Regions from separate parts of the Homo sapiens genome. Here region 1 is linked to region 2. A link is a contact called in ENCODE Hi-C or POLR2A ChIA-PET data. All regions are on one chromosome and are shown on one strand. The core of a region is the stretch at or near the end of the contact, and the rest is flanking DNA. Distances in the headings are between cores, read along the strand shown. Region 1 overlaps PNLDC1 (PARN like ribonuclease domain containing exonuclease 1). Region 2 holds the start of SOD2 (superoxide dismutase 2).

Region 1 (4,311 bases), core at 32-2,531, 130 kb after region 2:
GGTCCAGATTATCCCAGTATCCGACCTCCCATCCTCATCCTCAGCGTCAAAAGGTGGCCTGGGGTCAGCGAGCAGCAAGTCTACCATAAGTTTCAGAATCTCTGCAAGTTTGATGTCAGGCGACTCACAAGAAGCCAGTTCTTACTCCTGACCAATAAGTTTAAGGAGTAGGTGCCTCTAAGTCCGCGTCCCCCACCCCTCGTGCGTTCATCCCTGTATCTCTCTGACTCCACCCGCCTGATCACAGCAGGCGGCGCCATCCTGCTGCCTGGCTGACCACAGCAAACTTGTTTTGGCAGTGCGCGGAACATCCTGAAGGAGTACCGGGACCACCCGACCCTGTGCATCTCCCTGTACCGCTACTGGAGGCACTCCCCAAACGTCAACTGCCTGCTCCAGTAAGTGACAGGCTGAGGCCACCTGCCTGTCCTGGGGTCCTGGAGTGCCCGGGGTCCCAGCATCCCAGCATGGTCTGACTCGAGCACAGCTCACTTGCTGGTGTGTGTTGCCAAGGGGGTTGTGTTGACGAGTGTGGTGCCCTGAATGTCCTTCAGTGATGCCGCGTGTCTGTCGAGCACCTGCTGTGCTGGGCACCATCGTAGTTCTAGGGCCTCGTCAGTGAAGCAGAAAATCCCTGCTCTCGTGGAGCTCACGTGCTGGGGGAGACAAACAGGATAAACAAATGGACCCTATAATGTGTTGGGTGACAAGTGTTTATTAAAAATGAGAGAAGGGTCAGGAGTGGGTGGCAGGCTGCAGTTCAAAGGAGCTGATGGGGGTCTTCATTAGAGACTTGGAGTGAGCCAGGCGGAGGGGGCAGCAGGACGGAGCCTTCCAGTCAGGAGGTGCCCGGAGTGTCACGGGGAGAGGCCATTGTGAGCAAAACAGCAAGGAGGGGGATGCAGGAGAAGGAACCAGTGCCCCCCAGCTGGGGGCCACCCAGGGAGGACGTGGGCTTCTCTCAGGAGAGAGGGAATCGCGGAAGTTACAGCAAGAAGGTCTATAACCCGACTCAGGTTGTCTTCCGTGTTGGGGTAGACTGTGGAGGCGAGACGCTGTGAGAGCAGTCAGGAAGGAGATGCTTCAGCTGGGTCACAGCTCGGTGCAGCCAGGGGCAGCGGGGTGGAGTCAGCGACAGACCAGAGAAGGATCAAGTACGAATCCAGGGTTTGAGTCCTGAACAGCTGGAAAGGCAGAGTTGCTGTCAGTTGAGCTGGGTGAGGTTCTGGCTTGCGGGTTAGGGGCACATCCGTTAGAAAACAGCATTGCTGAGGAAGCACAGTGAGCTCCGAGGCAAACCCTTTTTCTTTCAACCTGCGGTTTGCATCCCAGAGCCAGCCTAACCTCGAGAGGCAGAAGTTCAGTGTTGTCGTCGGGAGAGTGACAGCAAGAAAGAACATCTGAGTGCACGGGGCTGGGAAGGAGGAGGGGCAAGCCTGTGTCGGTGCCTCTCGGCCTGCTGGGTGCCCCGGCCACTGACACGTGTCATTGTCTTGCAGAGTCTGTGGCATAGTGACTGCCTGGGCCCTTCTCGCGTTCATCCTTGGAAGATCTGGTACCTGAGTGCAGCGAGGCCTCCTGCGGCCACCCTCGGGTCCCCATGCTCTCTGGGAGGTGTGCTGGGTGTGTTCGTGTAAATCAGATTCTGTTTGCAGATGGATCTGTTTGGTCTTTTCTAGAAATTCTGTTATGTCCTGAACGTGAAATTCTGTCAACACTCTCAATGATAAATCAGTCCTTAGATATCGTACCTGTATGTGTGGTCAGAACTTTTCTTGCTATAAATGCAGGCGGAGCAGTCAGCACCTCGAGATTTAAGCTAATGTCTCAGGAGCAGGTCATTGTGCTAGGAGCTGGACACCAGATGAAGAAAAGGGGACGTTATTTCTGGGGGAAAAACTAATGGCTTATTATTGGCTGTTGTTGACTTAGTTCTGAGAAATGGCCTTCCTAAGTTTAGTAAAGGAAGGATGTGAAGCTTGGAAGAGGGGAAGTCGTGTGCACTGGGGACATTTTTGACAAGTGTTATAAACCGTAAGACATCCACGTGCATTTAGAAACAATGACCCGCAGCCACAGTGTGCACCTTTGACGTTGGCACAGTGGGACACTGTGTCCTCCACAGTGGTCTGCACTACACTCAGCTTTCTCGGTAACTTTTCTCTGTGGGGATCTCGACTCGGCTGGGCTCTTTGCTCAACCTGGAGCTTCACTTGTGGGCTCTGCAAAGCTGATTGAAATTTAGCCTGGGAGACATTTTTCCTCTAGAGAAACAAGCGTTAGTGGTGGTAGCTGTCCACAGGGGGGTTTGGGAACTGCCTTTCCAGAGGTCGCACCCCTTTCCTGAGGGGTGAGGGGCCCGGTGGCCCTACAGGATCCTTTGCGACTTATGATCTGACCGGCCACGCCACACTCGGAACAGCAGCTGTTTCCTCATCTGCTCAAACCGCATTGTAAGGGAGTGTCAGGGTGTTGGGTATTTTGTTTGTTTGTTTGGTTGGTTTTTTTTCATTGAAAGTAACTTGTTTTGAGACAGGGTCTCTGTCGCCCAGGTTGCAGTGCAGTGGCACAATTGTGGCTCACTGCGGCTGCAGCTTCTACCTCCAGGGCTCAAGCAATCCTCCCACCTCAGCCTCTCGAGTAGCTGGCACCACGGATACATGCCACCACACATGACTAATCTAAAACAATTGTTTTTGTAGTGATGGGGTCTCCCTATGTTGCCCAGGCTGATCTTGAACTCCTGGCTTCAGGCCATCCTTCTGCCTCAGCCTCCCAGAGTGCTGGGATTACAGGCGTGAGCCACCAATCCAGGCTGGTTGAACGTAACTTCGCTGAGGAGAATTCCACTTTTCTTTCATGGGCTTTGGGCTTGACTGTGTTTGGGTAAGCCCTGCTTTAAGTACTCTTGCGAGCCCCTCTCAGCTGCCTGTCTTGAGGGCTGTTTGGCATCCCAGCGGTGGAGCAGGGCCGGGCGCTGTAAGCTGTTCCACAGTGCTCTGGAGTTGGAGGCACACAGCACTTTCATAAGGCCTTGTTCATTCACCTCTTCTCTGTTCAGCGTGTCTTCACTGGGCACCTGGTGCATGCCCTTCGGTGCACCATGCTATGGGCAGGGTCCTCATGTCCATGGTGACCTGGCTGACCCCACAGCCCTGTGTCGTGCCTGCTGTTGCCTAGGGCAGCCCTGAGCTGGAAGAGCTGGAAGCTGTGCCACAGCCAGGCTTTGTAGATCAAGTTTACTTTCTGAGCAGTGCTCAGGCGCTGCTGACCAGGGCACTGCTCAGAAATGCTGAGTGGTTCGGGGCCTCCTGCCCTTAGCAGCTCTTGCCCTGCCTAGATGGCGGTGAGGGAACGAGGCAGGCTCTGAGTCTCTCCCAAGGTGCTCTCCCCGCTCCCCTAGCTCTTCAAGGCTGTGTTTTACCTGCAGGTCTCCCTCCAATCAGTAAATGAATAAAACCGAAACAAGGCAAAAAGCCAGCCATTCTTCTCTCCTTCCCTAACTCTATCCCCTCTCCCTGTGGCCCAGCTGGTCTTTCCCTCTCCACCCAGGCTTTCGAGCACGTGCTTTCCATCGTTCTCGCCCCTGCTGCCCGGGGCCCAGCCAGTCATTAGGGCTCCCTGGCTTCCCTCTCACTCCTCCATGGCCCTGGGTGGTGCAGCTCCTCTGGACGCTCTCCCCAAGTCTCTGGTCACTCTCTTCTCGATTGCCCTCAACTCTTCCCCTGGCCCTTTAGATGTTGGTGTTCAAGGACCTGGCACCATCCGCCGTGACAGTGCCGGGCCCCAGCATGACTCTGAAGTTTGTTCTCAGCTAACGTCTCTCTCCTGGGTCCCAGTTCACCTACTGAGCCTCTAGATTTTCCCACAGACACGCCAAGCTCCACACAGGCAGGATGGATCACTTTCCCTCCAACTCACCTGCCTCGATGGAGGTTGTGAGCACCTCCCCAGCTGTAGCTTCCAGCTCCTAAACTCTCCCCACCTCCCTGCCCCGCCTCTGAGCAGCCACTCACTTGCAGCTCCTAGACTCTCCCCGATCCCTGCCCCTCCTCTGAGCAGCCACTCACTGGCAGCTTCTGTCTTCGTGCAGTTCTCCTGGCTGTCCAGACCCCCTTCACATTACCTAGACAGTTTCAGGGTCTCCTCAGTTCTGGGAGAGCCCTGCCTGCCTCCTCTTCTCCCTTTTCTGCTGTGGCCCTCACGGACATAAGTGGGCTCCAGAAGGCAAATCTGGTCATCTCTCCTGCCCAAGCTCCTTCTGTGGATTCTGCCCCAAGTCCACAAGCCCTTTCTCTCTGTATTTGGGGC
Region 2 (4,139 bases), core at 1,640-4,139:
TCTGGAAGGCCGAGGTGCGTGGATAGGGGAGCCCAGGAATTCAAGAGCAGCCTGGGCAACATAGTGTGACCCCGTCTGTTTTTTTTAGACAGAATTAAAAAAAAAATTTTTAAAAGGAACATACGTAGACAATGCTGCTTTCTGAAACAAGCTCCAGTTGTTTAGCGATTCAGAAAGGAGAGAACCAACTGATATCTGAATACACAGCTAATCTCAAAGGGTTTTTTAAAGACACCAACTTTTTTTTTCCTTTGTTAGGTTTACAAACAGTTTTTTATAGATCTGTGTTTCCCTTATTAAATTTTCTTGAGAGTCACTCTAAAAATAGATGTAACTTTTCTATTGTTTTTTAATAAATCAATAGTAACTGAATTTTTAAAATGGGAAAGATACATGCTTAATGAGAGATAATTTAATAATCTTAACATCTTACAGTTTGCTTACTCATTTTAAAATTAATAAAAATTGAGGGCTTAATATCTGCTTTTAAGAACACTTTTCTGAAATTCAACATTTTATTTGGTTTCAGTTTAGTTTTTGCCTCAAATAATAATAAAAGTCAAATGCTTTTTGTTGAAAAATATTCATATTAGTCAGTTAAATGTGATGAGATTATGACATTGTTTTATCTTTTTTCCCCAAGTTTTCAAACATGAAAATCTTTTTAATAATTTTTAAAATATGTTTAAGTAAAAGAAAGCTCTGCAGGTACTCAATCACTTATAAACAATATAGTACAATACAATAAAAAGCTTTTTTCCAGTGGGTTGTATTACATAAGTAAGGCTCTGATTCCACAAGTAAAGGACTGAAATTAAGTTGTTTTTAAAATACTGAAGAGAAAGGTTCCTGGTGTCAGATGTTGCCTTACAGGAAGTACTTTCACAACTGGGGTATTCCCCAGTCTCTCCCCATTACATGTTTCCCAAATTTGTTATTTCCTAAATCACGGGGCCTTTTCCCGTAATTCAAGGTTCGTCTGTCTCAAGTAAATCTTCCAGAATGTGGTAACTTCCTCCTCTTTTAATCATTTACTTCAAACACAATCAGGCTGAAATACTGCATTTTTCCACTAGATGCCTCCAGTCAACAAGATGTGACTGTCTAAAAATTACTCAACAAATTTCATAACCCCGAAATTCAAAACATTTAAGGAAAAGTAAACATTTTTTACTACGTAGCTTACCAAGCAATACAGAGAGTCTAAAAAACATGACTATCGATTATCTTCCTTGTGCAAACCACTAACGAATAAATTAAAAAGACAATACTATTTTGTAAAAAACGTTAAAACATAACATTCCCATACACACCCCCAAAAGGCACAGACTCAAAAAGTCCACATACCCCTGGTTTTATCAACCGAGCTCTTGAGAAAAAAAAAAAAAGTTAACAACATATATTTTAATTGCATTACAAATATGAGTAAATAGTAAATAAAAACAAGCCTGTTTCAGTTTCCCACTAAAGGGCTATTTTCCTTGTGAACTTTGACCCCTAAGGGAAATCAAGAAAAGTATCAAGTCTAAAGATCCTGAACTGTTCCACAGTTAGGTTACTGCTTTTTTGGTAACGCACACCACAACGGTGTGCCTCCTCCTCTCCCACCTGAAGTCAAGTGGGCTCAGTGAAGTTTCACCTGCAGGGTAGCTGGGGATGCAGGGAGTCTCCAAGTCCTAGGCTGGAGTCCCGACCCCGTTTGCTCTCAGGAAGATGACAAGGACCATGGTTCCTAGCACGGAGTAGTGTCCTCCTGTCTCCCACCTTCAGTGTGACCTGGCAGTAAGACACCACTCCCACTTCTATCAGGAGGTGACCCTGACACTCAGAGACACCTGCGGACCCGATGATGTCTGGCCACCAGTGGACAGGCGCTCTCAGCCCTCCTGCAAACGGCTGGCACACCTACCTGAGAGACCAAACATTTCCCCAAAGCACATTATACAACAAGAACAATTTCAATTTGCAAAAAAAACGAGTGACACAGTAGAGCTTTCTTTTCAGGCCCTACAATTCACCAGTGCTGGCAATATGTGTAACGGAATGTGGCTCACAACAGTAAGGCAAGCTCCTTCGCAGGACCCCAAGTTCCCTGAGATGACAGAAGTGTGTTCAAACCCATCGAGGCACTCCTTCTACAATGAGGTAGACCATGTGTTTAAAAGAGAGACTATCGTGCCTGGAAAACTCGGAACCGGTACAAATACGAAGCGAGTTCTCCTCCACGGAGAGGCCCGTCCGTATGGGGCCTGGCTCCCTGGGGTCGCCTCTGCCGGGGACTGCCTCCCGCCGCTCAGCCTGGAACCTACCCTTGGCCAACGCCTCCTGGTACTTCTCCTCGGTGACGTTCAGGTTGTTCACGTAGGCCGCGTGGTGCTTGCTGTGGTGCAGCTGCATGATCTGCGCGTTGATGTGAGGTTCCAGGGCGCCGTAGTCGTAGGGCAGGTCGGGGAGGCTGTGCTTCTGCCTGGAGCCCAGATACCCCAAAACCGGAGCCAGCTGCCTGCTGGTGCTGAAGACGAGAAAGCACAGCCCGGTCAGTCAGCGCCGCGGGACCGTCTACGCAGGCTGGGCTGCCGAGGAACGGCAGCGCGCGGCGTCCCCCGAGTCCCCGCGTCCCCTCCCTGCGGATCCCCGCTCCAGCCGCCGCGCCGGGCACTCCCGGGAGAACCGCCTGCAGGTGCCCCGGTCCCGCCAGGCCCGGTGCGGCCACTGTCGCCATTGCCGCGGAGGCCCTGCCCGCCGCGAGCCCCTTCGCCCTTGGGGCCGTGACCGGGTCCCCTTTCTTCTCACCCGCACACTGCCCGGCTCAACATGCTGCTAGTGCTGGTGCTACCGCTGATGCCGCCGATCTGCTGAAGCCGCTGCCGAAGCCACCACAGCCACGAGTGCCGCTCCTGCGCCGCCCGCGGGCCTTAAGAAAGCGCGGGGAGCAGGGCCGCGACCCCAGCTGCGCCGCAAGGGCACCGCCGCCCCGCCCCCCCCCCCCGCGGGCCCCGCCCCGCGCCCGCCGCGCCCAACCCCGGGGGTGCCCTGCGTGCCTGTCCCGCCCGCCCGCGCTTGCCGTACACCCCGCGCCCAGGGCACGGGAGAAAGGAGGCTGCAGGCTAGCCTCGGCCTCGGCAACCTCGCTGCCTGTCTGCCGTACTTGAGTGGCGCGCGGCCGAAGGGAGGCGGCCCCTGCCCCCGTGGAGTTGGTACGGCCCGAAGGCCCTGCCTCCGGCTCCGCCCCTGAGGGTGCCGGCGGGGATCTGGCTGCACTAGGCGGCTGCGGCGCCTGCCCCTGAGTTTTGGTTGCGCTGCCGGGGGGCCGCGGGGTCCAGAGGCCTCACTGCAAAAAGACATTCATACCCTCCCAGGGCCCCCGTGGCCGTTCCTAGGGAAGACGGGGCCTAGCTGCTGGTCAGCGCCGCCCAGCCGGCCTATGAGCTGAGGGTAGAGCCAGCGCCCTTCCAACCCGTATTCAGTACTCTTGCGCCGTACCCTTGCTTTGCAAGTAAGCCGACCTTGGGACCTATTCCAGGACAGGAGGCACACAGACTTTGTCCCCACCGGCTGCCTAAGAACAGTTCTTGGACACCCACGACGTGCCCGAGACTGCAGGCAGGATTTGCACACATTTATCTTTATTTTTACCCCTAGGGTTGGTATTATTGATTCTAGTAATAGTGAAATCCTTTGAGGTTAAGCAGCTTCTCCTGGGCACAGTTAACTGAGTCAGGACTAGTTCCCACCTTCCTCACTACTAAGCCCTGGCAGTCATGTTTTGTGTGTTTACAGTAACTCTGTGAACCAACTGTTCAGGATAACATAAAAGGACAACAGAGGATTCTTTCCTGCGCTGTCTTGTAGCCTAGTAAGCTGTTAAGTATCAAGTGCTCTCTCAACAGTTAAACAACAATCCTGAATGGTGTGAATCTTCCATGTGTAGAGGTTAGGAAATCTACACTGCCATTGGCGGGAGTTGCCCCTTTATTGAAAAGAATATGATGGAAGGTAGCAGGTGCTGAACCGTTTCCGTTGCTTCTTGCAACCCCCGTACAGCCCTCCGAAGGATGACTAGGCTTCCGGTAAGTGGAATGGGAAAACAGTCAGGCGAAGAGGAACCACCTGAACTTGGCTTCACAACAGGAAGGGCT

Evidence for each region. A loop is a pair of places that touch in the nucleus more often than their neighbours do. ChIA-PET counts read pairs that join two places held with the same protein, here RNA polymerase II (POLR2A). Pooled maps may share reads with other maps.
Region 1: a loop to region 2 is called in a pooled map, with 5 times the contacts of the local background. The contact joins the enhancer-like site here to the promoter of SOD2 in region 2. A Hi-C loop is called at or near these places in 8 of 50 pooled maps. POLR2A ChIA-PET finds 5 or more read pairs at or near these places in 3 of 52 experiments (CD4-positive, alpha-beta memory T cell, K562 and OCI-LY7).

What each region holds. Positions count from the first base shown.
Region 1 is chr6:159,818,955-159,823,265 of GRCh38, forward strand. PNLDC1 (PARN like ribonuclease domain containing exonuclease 1) reads left to right here. Exons shown (of 19, transcript NM_001271862.2): 17 at 1-167; 18 at 300-398; 19 at 1,500-1,750. The coding sequence ends at 1,563. Among named protein-coding and RNA genes, the nearest start is that of PNLDC1, 21 kb to the left of the region's middle. RefSeq lists enhancers at 254-980, 2,628-3,434. Within about 2 kb of position 1,282, at least 4 of the 41 ENCODE cell types and tissues checked have a DNase peak (open chromatin) inside an H3K27ac peak, as active enhancers do.
Region 2 is chr6:159,690,352-159,694,490 of GRCh38, forward strand. SOD2 (superoxide dismutase 2) reads right to left here and starts at 2,890. Exons shown (of 5, transcript NM_000636.4): 1 at 2,794-2,890; 2 at 2,310-2,512. The coding sequence starts at 2,816. RefSeq lists an enhancer at 2,133-2,202 and silencers at 2,573-2,752, 2,953-3,242, 3,923-4,092.